2 separate regions of the Homo sapiens genome follow, and region 2 is linked to region 1. Evidence: read pairs that join two places in POLR2A ChIA-PET (ENCODE). Cell type or tissue: PC-9. All regions are shown on one strand.

Evidence for each region. Peaks named below come from ENCODE experiments on the same cell type or tissue, not always from the same donor. Only the 100,000 strongest peaks of a DNase experiment are listed, where the experiment ranks them.
Region 2: POLR2A ChIA-PET joins it to region 1 with 7 read pairs; 2 of 35 experiments call an interaction of 5 or more read pairs at or near these places.

Annotation. Positions count from the first base shown.
Region 1 is chr5:159,721,957-159,724,456 of GRCh38, reverse strand. No RefSeq gene overlaps it. Among named protein-coding and RNA genes, the nearest start is that of LINC01847, 150 kb to the left of the region's middle. In PC-9, no CTCF peak of the experiment used is centred here; no DNase peak of the experiment used is centred here.
Region 2 is chr5:159,615,775-159,618,274 of GRCh38, reverse strand. It overlaps LOC105377684 (a long non-coding RNA gene), which reads right to left. Exons shown (of 20, transcript XR_941139.3): 18 at 2,040-2,390. Among named protein-coding and RNA genes, the nearest start is that of LINC01845, 150 kb to the right of the region's middle. In PC-9, no CTCF peak of the experiment used is centred here; a DNase peak (open chromatin) is centred at 1,114.

The sequences.
Region 1 (2,500 bases):
ACCATGTGACCTTAGGTAAGTCGCTTCACCTGACTTCTCTGAATTTCAGTTCACTCAACTGCAAAATCAAGGAACTGTAGCCACGCAAAGCTTGAAGTTCCTACATGGCTGAATTTAAAGGTCTGTACTTACAGCAATTTTAGGATATTAGGCTGAGTGTATGATCAAACCAGGATAGACACCCCTCCTGCTTTGTAAATACATTTTGGATGTGCGGGGTATATTTGGGGAGTGGTGGTGGTGGGAGAGGGTTTACCTATTTAAAAAAAAATTTTAAACTTTAAAAATAAATAGCTAATAGCTAATGCACGTGAGGCTTAACACCTAGGTGATGGGTTGATAGGTGCAGCAAACCACCATGGCACACGTTTACCTATGTAACAAACCTGCACATCCTGCACATGTATCCTGGAACTTAAAATATTTCAGAAACCACCTATGAATTATTTGTAATTGTACACTGAATATATAGGTGTTTCTGAAGAGTTCTATAGTGCTTAAAACAGTTTGTTCTCTTGGATATTTTATACTCCCTGAAGTTTTTTGTTGTTGCTTTTTTGTACATATTCTCATTTTGTTTTCAGACACTTTATTCCTAAAACATGGAAAGGTCAGCATCAGCCAATAGATTGAGAATTTGCATTGTCTGAGTTAAGGAAAGCATCTTGCATTTTCTGGAGCACTGAGCATCTCGTCTTGAACCTTCTGAGTTCTGGGAAGCTCCAAATTCATTTGCTGAAGCAAGAAGGAAAAACAGTTCTTGGAGGGAATCTGAAAGAGAATGAGACTGCACTGCCAATGGTCTTCTGGTCAACCCTGGCCTGTGCGACTCCACATGGGTCCTGTCCATCACACTCTGCTCATGAGAAAATGCCCAAGAAATACCCACAAGTTTTAAGCAAAGAAACTCCGCTTCACTGGAGATATGCTGTTATTTGTGAGACCACCATGCCAACCTAATATTGCTGAACAAAAAGTAAGTAAAGGGAAACTTTAAACAAACTGGCTTAAAGACGCAAATTAGAAAAGACCATCATTTTCTCTCTTGGGACTCAACCTCCAATGTGAACTAAAACCTAGAGTTCACCATGCTAATTTTCTAAACCTATTGAACCAGATCAAAATCTCTGTATTTAAATATGCTGCCAGCTGAACCTAAACAGGGCCAATATTTCATTTGGTTCAAACCCATGTTGTTTTTTGTTGTTTTTTGTTTTTTTTTTGTTTTTCTGCTCACAGAATTACCTAAGTGATTTGGTAGCTGGCATTTTTTTACTCAACAAGCCTTTAGAAATGTGAATGTGTGTGTTTGTGTGTGTGTGTGTTGAAACATTGGTTAGAAATGTGTGTGTGTGTATTTGTGTTGAAACATTGGTTAGAAATGTGTGTGTGTGTGTTGAAACATTGGTTAGAAATGTGTGTGTGTGTGTGTGTGTTGAAACATTGGTTAGAAATGTGTGTGTGTGTGTGTGTGTGTGTGTGTGTGTGTGTGTTGATGAAACATTGGTACTTTCTAAAAAATTAAATATCTATTTCTAAAGTTGTAGTTCAGGTCCCTTACATTTTTGGTATGAGAAAAAAAAATTTTGTGGATTTAAAGGTTTTCTTTTTAAATTTTTTCTTTTCTGTTCTTTCTTTTCTTCCTCTTTTTTCCCCCTTTTTTTTTTTTTGGTTAGAAAAACCAACCCAACTGCACAGACTTTCACATATAATAACTCGAGATAGTTCCTGTTTGCCCAGTTCCCAGATGAAAGAAAAACAAAACAAGTGTGGGGCGGTTTATCGTTTTTTGAAACAAGATACATTTTTCCCATGTTCGGATCTGAAAATACTCAGCTGTAATTTAATCTACCTTTATTAGATTACCCAGTTATGTCCACAAAATTGTGGAAACCATCTTAAATTAGTAAGGTCAGGGAAGAAGTAGGCTGGATGTGAGAATTCCCGCTGCTCTCGTCTGACATGTCTTCCAAACGAAGGGGCACGTCATGGGTGAAGCACTTGGTTCACTAGGGACAGCAGAGCTCACCACTCCTCCGTGTCCCCAGTGGAGAGTCTACCTTCTGCTTCTTCCACGCTGACTTCTGAGCAACCCTAGTCCTCAAAGTATGGTGTATAGCTATAGAACAGGCCAGGCTGGCAAAAAGTTATCCTTTACTTGTCAAAGAATTCTTCAAGCTTATAAAGCCCTACATAGAATTGCCAGATAAAATACATCCAATTAAATTTCCATTTCAGATAAACAAAGAGTAGTTTTTTTAGTATAAGTATGTCCAAAATATTATGTGGAATACACTTATACTAGAAATTATTTATTGTTTATCTCAAATAGAGATTTAACTGGACATCCTATACATATTTGCTAAATTTGACAACCAACATCAAGTCACCCAAAGAGGCCAGGATACCATTCATAGTAGCAAAAATAAAATTAAATAAATTAATTATCCATGCAGTAGGTATGGAATCTTAGGCCATAAATACAGATATGTATGATGTA
Region 2 (2,500 bases), 110 kb after region 1:
TATATGTTTTGCAATTTTTTTCCATACAATGGCATTCTCTTTTCATTTTCTCAACGGTGTCTTTTGAAAAGAAAAAAATCTTAACTTCTATGAAGTCCAGTTTATCACTTTTTTCTTTTATAGGTTTGCAATCTTTGCCTAACTTAAATTTCACAGGTTTGTTTCTCACAATTAAGCCTATGCTCCACTTTAAGTTCATTTTCTGTGCATGGTGGGAAATAAGGGTGAAGGTACTTTTTTTCACCTGAAGAAGAGACATAATTTATTATTTTCTTCATACACATGAAAGTGAGGCCCAAGCAGGCTGAGAAAGGAGCCCAGAGTCATTCAGTTTAGAGGCAACTGAGTGATAATTGAACCCAGCTCTTCTGATTCCAAATAAAGTGCTGTTGCATGTTGCCTCCACTGTCTAGGTGCCCACATTTTCTTTAAGATGGTGATAAGATCCAGGTTAGAGCAGACAAACCTCTTTCAAGTTCTGGATCCATCACTTTCCCTGGGCAAGCTACTGAGACCTATAAAACCTTCATTTAAAAAAAAATTGTAAAATGCAGGTAAAAAGAATACCTTCACATGAGGCTGTTGTCAGGACTATTTGAATAATACATATAAAGGGCATAGATAGGCCTGGTATTTAGCATGTGCATCATACAAGTCAGTGTGATGGGATGGATTTTTTTTTTTTAATCTCCTCAGCCTTTCCCTTCCCTGGAGCCCAAACCCAGCTCCTTCTAGGCGGCACACTCTAAACTGACACTGCAGAAGGTTTGGGGTACACTGAAATAAGAAGCAGACCCTTCCTCCCATAATAATTCACTGGGCCTGTCCTCTGTGAGTTGTTTTATCTCAACACTAGGGCAGTATATTTGTTTAATAGACATTTCACTCTGAAGATGTTTTGGCAATTTCCCCCATCCCTGTCCCCAGGCTAGAGATACACATGGATTGAAGAATAGAAGTTGTGGCAGACAACTTGCAATTGTCTGCAAGATGGCCCCCCATCGTCCCAGCCTCTGATATTCATGCCGTGTGTAGTAATTGCTTCCCTTTGAATGTGGGTGAGATCTGGGACCTGCCTCAAACCAAAAGGAATATGGCAATATGACTCCAATGTGAGTCACTTCTGCAATTACATTACATAAGATTGTAACACTTGTCTTATGAAAAAGACTCTTGCAGGTTTTGATGAAGCAAGTAGACATATTTGGGAGGTCCACATGGCAAGAAACTGAGTACAGCCTTTTGCCAACAGACTAGAAACTGAGGGTGGCTTCCAGCTGTCAGCCAGCAAGAAACTGAGGCTTTAATCCAACAGGCCACAGGGAACTGAATTCTGCCAATAACCACATGAGTCCTAAATCCCATCCTTCCCCAGTGGAGCCTTGAGATGAGATTGGAGTCCGGACTGACACCTTGATTAAAGCCCTGTGAAAGGTCTTAGAGCCAGAGACATGCGGCTAAGATATGCCTAGACTCCTGATCTACAGAAACCATGCAATAGCGAATGCATGCTTTTCTGAAGTCATGAAGTTTGCGGTAATTTGCTATGCAGCAATAGAGAACTGACACAGAAGCCAAGATTAAAATGAAGCAGAATGCTGGAGAGAAGAGCGGAGAAGGTGAAAGATCAAAGCAAAGGAGGGAAGTGACAGGGGCAGGACTCCTTTCATGCCCATGTGAGGTGGCTCCCCCTGTCCTTTAAATATGCTTGGTGACCCCAATGGAAGCTCCAGCAGGCCCATGACTCTTGGCTCACAAAAAGCCCTACCACCACTTAAATAGCAAACATGGTCTTCTTTTGGAAGTTAGGATGCCTAGTCCCTTGTAGTAATCAAAACTGGCCTGTAATGAGACTTAAATTTTCTCTTTTCTTTCAGGTAGGGCCAGCCTCCTGTCTGCTGAGCAAGTGTGGGGTCATTGTCTCATTTATTTCCCTACTTCTCCTTCCTCGGCTTGCAAATAGTGGCTCTGGCCTCTCCACTATTGGAGCATGAGAAGACATGAGATGAGTGAGTGGAAAGAATAAGGGAAGCACTTACTTGTCTGGCGCTATTGGGAGATGGCTCTGGGCTCTAGGCCTGGCAAGGGTGTGAAGCTGTGTCTTCATTTTCAGAACACTTTGGAGTGACTTCAGTGGCTCTCCTGCTGGATCACCCTGTCTGCTATTCCCTTGATGCAGGCAAAAGTTCCCCTTTATGTGAATTCTTCCCACTTCTGTCCTCAGCCTGTTTGTTTTCTGGAAGGCCACATCTTATAGGCTTATTCTGTTGGGGTAACTTGGCTTCTGGCAGAATCCCTTTCCCACAGGATGTTTTTTAAACAACCCCATGCTAACATTCCTGCTATGGATTCAGCATCTGGTGCCCAGTATTCATGCACCTTTCGCCTGCCTATAGAGGAGAGATAGTTATTCCTCAACAAAGTAGTAGCTCCATTTCCTTCTGCCTTGCCATCTATGGCAGAAATCCTTCAGATTTCCACAGAGCATATCAAACATTAG